Linked DNA regions of Homo sapiens: region 1 is linked to region 2. A link is an interaction called in ENCODE POLR2A ChIA-PET data of the cell type or tissue named here. Cell type or tissue: OCI-LY7. All regions are shown on one strand. Region 1 overlaps BCAS4 (breast carcinoma amplified sequence 4). Region 2 overlaps BCAS4 (breast carcinoma amplified sequence 4).

What was found. ChIA-PET counts read pairs that join two places held together with the same protein. Peaks named below come from ENCODE experiments on the same cell type or tissue, not always from the same donor. Only the 100,000 strongest peaks of a DNase experiment are listed, where the experiment ranks them.
Region 1: POLR2A ChIA-PET joins it to region 2 with 5 read pairs; 14 of 35 experiments call an interaction of 5 or more read pairs at or near these places.

Annotation. Positions count from the first base shown.
Region 1 is chr20:50,867,552-50,870,051 of GRCh38, reverse strand. The region is part of intron 4 of BCAS4 (breast carcinoma amplified sequence 4); the gene reads right to left. The region is part of intron 1 of LOC124904929 (a long non-coding RNA gene); the gene reads left to right. Among named protein-coding and RNA genes, the nearest start is that of ADNP-AS1, 62 kb to the left of the region's middle. RefSeq lists an enhancer at 1-145. In OCI-LY7, no CTCF peak of the experiment used is centred here; no DNase peak of the experiment used is centred here.
Region 2 is chr20:50,798,543-50,801,042 of GRCh38, reverse strand. All of the region lies in intron 1 of BCAS4 (breast carcinoma amplified sequence 4), which reads right to left. Among named protein-coding and RNA genes, the nearest start is that of BCAS4, 4.7 kb to the right of the region's middle. RefSeq lists enhancers at 713-822, 1,363-1,422, 1,443-1,552, 2,053-2,132. In OCI-LY7, no CTCF peak of the experiment used is centred here; DNase peaks (open chromatin) are centred at 582, 942, 1,958 and 2,332; H3K4me3 peaks cover 2,500 bases; H3K27ac peaks cover 2,500 bases.

The sequences.
Region 1 (2,500 bases), 69 kb before region 2:
GCAGGCTGGGTGTGATGGCTCATGCCTGTAATCCCAGCACTTCGGGAAGCTGAGGCAGGCAGATCACCTGAGGTCAGGAGTTCGAGACCAGCCTGGCCAACATGGTGAAATTCCATCTCTACTAAAAATACAAAAATTAGCTGGGTGTGGTGGCGGGTGCCTGTAATCCCAGCTACTTGGGAGGCTGAGGCAGGAGAATTGCTTGAACCTAGGAGGCAGAAGTTGCAGCGAGCTGAGATCACGCCACTGCACTCCAGCCTGGGCAACAGAGCGAGGCTCCATCTCAAAAAAAAAAAAAAAAAAAAAAAAGCAGTGCCAGGCCAGATTTGATCCCTAGACCATAGTTTGCCTCTGAATTCAATCTGTTCTCCCAAATAGAACAGGAACAACAAACCCTTCCCTATATCTCCCTTCCAAGTGAGCACTGAATAGTAGGTCATCAGACATGGCTACCCAGTTGCAAGGCCAGGCCCACCTCAGTGACTGTCCTTGGGCCTGACTTTTATGTGGTTGGCTGTTCTTGGGTGACCACTGCAGCCCCAGCCAGTCCTGGCTTGCCCAGAACAGGCAAGAGGCACAGGTCAACAGGGCTGCTGGGCCCAGCATCCTCCACCCCAAAAGGGGGGGTGGACACACTGTACCTGTACTCACAGGCTGGGATCCAAGGTTGTCCAGGGTCTGCCCCAGCCACCCACAGCCCCACCAGAGCCTGGGCCAGCCCCTCTGAGCCTGAAGCCTCAGGCCGGCCAAGTGGAGGAGCTCAGGTGCCTGCTGCTAGAGGCCCACCTTCATCCCCCAGGGCACTGGGCACCCCCAGTGCCAGGGAGCTTGAGAGAGGCCCATCCTACTGTGAAAACAACCATGCCTACTACACACCAGGTGACACTACTTCTAACCTCACAGCACTCTTTAAGGCAGGGTTTCTCATCCTCCTCTGCCTCACTTTCTTCCTCTACAAAACGGGGATAACGCCATCAGCTTCGCTGAGTCCTGCCTGGAGCATGGCAGTGAGGCTAGAGGTGCTGCAGCTACCTTGGGACCAGGAAGACAAAATCCACATGCTACGGATGGCAGAATAGCAGCCAGGAGAAGCCTGGGTCCCTGACTACTTCCTTGAGACGCCCTGTCAGCTCAACGGGCCACCTTAGTACTTCTTGTCACAAGTAGGAAAAAACACCAACCTATTTGCTCAAAGCACCAGGTGCAGCCTGTTGTATACATCCTCTTGTTCTCATGATCCCTCTGTTAATAGTGAGTCACCCAGGTCACACAGAGAGTAAATGTGCTGAGCTAGGACTCAAGCCCGGGTTATTTAGATAATGAAATGAAAGGATCAGGCTGAGCATGGCAGCCTGTAATCCTAGCCTTTGGGAGGCCAAGGTGGGAGGACTGCTTGAGTCCAAGAGTTCAAGGCCAGCCTAGGCAATAGAACGAGACCCCCATCTCTATAAAAACAAAAACATTAGCTGGTCATGGTGGCACACACCTGTAGTCCCAGCTACTCAGGAGGCCGAGGTGAGAGGATCGCTTGAGCCCTGGAGGTCGAGGCTGCAGTGAGCCGTGATTGTGCCACTGCACTATAGGCTGGGCAATAGAGCAAGACTCTGACTCAAAAAAAGAAAGAAAGAAAGGATCACCCAAGAATTGACAACTGCTAGATGCAAAAGCAAGCAGACAAGGAGAAGATACAAATCTCAAAATCGTTCCAAAACAATTCCAAATTGTTTGTCTGCATCTGCCCCTCCTCTCTTGAGTAGGGCTGCACTTAGTGACCTGCTTTCAAAGAGCAGGGTATGGAAAGTGGGGAAAGAAACTGCACAGTGGAGAAACCTGGCAAACGTCACTTCGGCCAGGTGACCCACGTCCAGCAGCATCAGTGCTGAGCCATGTTGAGTATCCTTGCTATGATGTGAAGGGCGCCTTACCTCTGCGGTCTTCCTCCCCCAAACCCACAGCCCTGGTCTAAGCATGAGAAAAACATCAGATAGGCCCTAATTAAAGGGTATTGTTCAAAATACCTACCCGATATTCTCAAAACTGTCAAGGTCATCAAAAACAAGGAAAGTCTGAGGCTGGGCGTGGTGGCTCATGCCTGTAATCCCATCACTTTGTGTGGGTGTTTTTGTTTGTTTGTTTTTGAGATGGAGTCTCTCTCTGTCATCCAGGCTGGGGTGCAGTGGCATGATCTTGGCTTGCTGCAACCTCTGCCTCCCGGGTTCAAATGATTCTCATGCCTCAGTTTCCCCAGTAGCTGGGATTACACGCGTGCGCCACCACACCTGGCTAATTTTTGTATTTTTAGTAGAGACAGGGTTTCACCATGTTGACTAGGCTGATCTCGAACTCCTGACCTCAAGTGATCTGCCCACCTTGGCCTCCCAAAGTGCTGGGGTTACAGGAGTGAGCCACCATGCCTGGCCAATCCCAGCACCTTGGGAGGCCAAGGCAGGAGGATCCCTTGAGTGCAGGGTTTCAAGACCAGCCTGGGCAACACAGGGAG
Region 2 (2,500 bases):
GCCGTGTTTGCAAGTTGGATGTAACATTCTTAGCTTCTGCAAAGAAAACTCCTCTCCCACATTTTTCTTGAAACTCAAGGCCATCTTTGGCTAATTTACATTTTTCTACTTTTGTCCAGGTACAGAGTTTGGAGAAATATTTCTCTTTTCTCTCATCCTGACTATAGAAAAATCAAAAGTTCGCCAGGCGCGGTGGCTCATGCCTATAATCCTAACACTTTGGGAGGCCGAGGCAGGTGGATCACCTGAGGTCACAGGTTCGAGAGCAGCCTGGCCAACATGGCGAAACTCTGTCTCTACTAAAACTACAAAAATTAGCCGGGCGTGGTAGTGCATACCTGTAATCCTAGCTACTTGGGAGGCTGAGGCAGGAGAATCGCTTGAACCCAGGAGGCGGAGGTTGCAGTGAGCTGAGTTTGCGCCACTGCACTCCAGCCTGGGTGACAAGAACAAGGCTGTCTCAAAAAAAAAAAAAAAAAAAAAGGGATGTTCAAACCAGAAAGAGGGGTGGCAGGGAACTAGTTGAACAGAAAACCCGAGGCCCTGGAAACAGTAACTCACCTGCCAACCCAGCTCAAGGCACCGCCCCTCAGCAGCTCCTCCATCTGGGGAAAGCAGTGTGAAGTCCAGGCAGAGCTTGTGCCCCTTCACTTGCCCCATCTCCTGCTGCTCCCCCTCCCACCAGCTGCTCTTCTCTCCATCCCCCAAAAACCCCCTGCTTCATCCCATCCCAGGGCTTTTGCAAGAACTGTTCTCTCTGCCTGGGATATTTTTCTCCTCAGCCAGCCAACTCCTACTCAGGCTCAGGGCTCATCCTAAGACAATGCTGCCTCAGGGAAGACCTCCATGACTGCACCCAGACAATAACCTTCTATTCACCCTCCTGAGTCTCTATGCACACACAGGTGCCCTATCTCACATCCGCCCATGTCTGTGCTTTGTAACATTCATTACAGTTTAGAGGTTTTGTTACGGTTTCATTTTGTTTTGTTTTTTGAGATAGGTCTCACTCTGTCGCCCAGGCTGGAGTGCAGTGATGCGATCTCAGCTCACTGCAACCTCCACCTCCCAGAGCCCAGGTGATCTTCCCATCTCGGCCTCTCTAGTAGCTGGGACCAGGGGCACATACCACCACGCCCAGCTAATTTTTGTAGAGACGGGATTTTGCCATGTTGCCCAGGCTGGTCTCGAACTCCTGGGTACAAAGGATCCGCCCACCTCAGCCTCCCAAAGTGCTAGGATTACAGGCGTGAGCCACTGTGTCTGGCCTTGTTATGTGTTTATTGTCTGGCAGTGCCACAGGGGAAGGGCCTCATGTGTCTCACTGCCTGTGGCGTCCCCAGCTCCAGGAAAGACTTGGCACATACCGAGGCTGAAGGTGCTGAATGAAGCAGGCCCCACTTCACAGGGAGGCCCAGGCCCCCTAAGGCCGGGGTTGGCTGGACTGAGATTTCTGCTGCTCCATGGAAGCGGCAAAAGTGCCCCCGGGAGACAGGCTGGTTGGGAGGAGGCTGCTGTCCAGGTCTGTTCGCAAACTAGGTTTTCCTTTTCCTGCTCATGTGCCCACCTGGAAACTGTTCCAGCTTGGGGATCTGGTAATGAATTAAGCTTTAAAAGTGGAGGCTGCATGTGACTCTGCTCTGGCGCAGTTTCTGTTTCTTTTGGTAAATAAACTTCAACAAGTGCTTTCAGTGGGTTATGGCTGCATGGAGCTACAGGGAGTTGGGGCTCTTTATTACAAATCCCTTACAAATGAGCATAAGCAAACCCGTGACTGAGTTAAAGACAGCCCTGAGTGAGAAAATGAAATGAATACACGCAGTTTCTCTTAAAGACTATTCCTAATAGAGACAAAATGAAGCTGGGGCTTAGCCACTGGGCACAATGACATGTCGCTGCTGAGAGTAAGGGAGAGAAGGAACAAGAAATGCACTCAGGATGCTAAAGGCAGTGAAAAGTCGCAGACAACCTAAATGTCTGTGCCTGAGTCCCTGGGACACTAGACCAAAGTATGCTTGGGGAGCGTGGAGCCTCCCCCAGGACCCTGCCTGGCAAAACGCACCAGCCCTGAACCATTTATGAATGATTCATAAATTACGGTCCATCCACATGAAGTCATTTATGCCATGAGAGCCTCTGTTTGCTGACCTATAAAATCAACATAACACCATCCCAGTCACCAGGTCACTGCCGTGACACAATGACATAAGCCATGAACACAGTTTAGCAAACTGGTGCCACACAGTATGTGCTCAGGAATGGGAGCAATTACTATTTCATCATGGGACACTAGGAAGGCAGAGGGTGACGGAGACCTAGGCTCTCCAACATGGCAGCCACGCGTCTCATGGGACTACTGAACACTTCAAATGTGCCCAGTCCAAGCTGAGATGGACTGAAAGTTCAGTATCAAAAGCCTGATTTTGAAAACTCAGGACAAAGAACAGAATGTAAAATTTCATTAACTTTGTACTAGTGATCATATGTTGAAATATTTTGG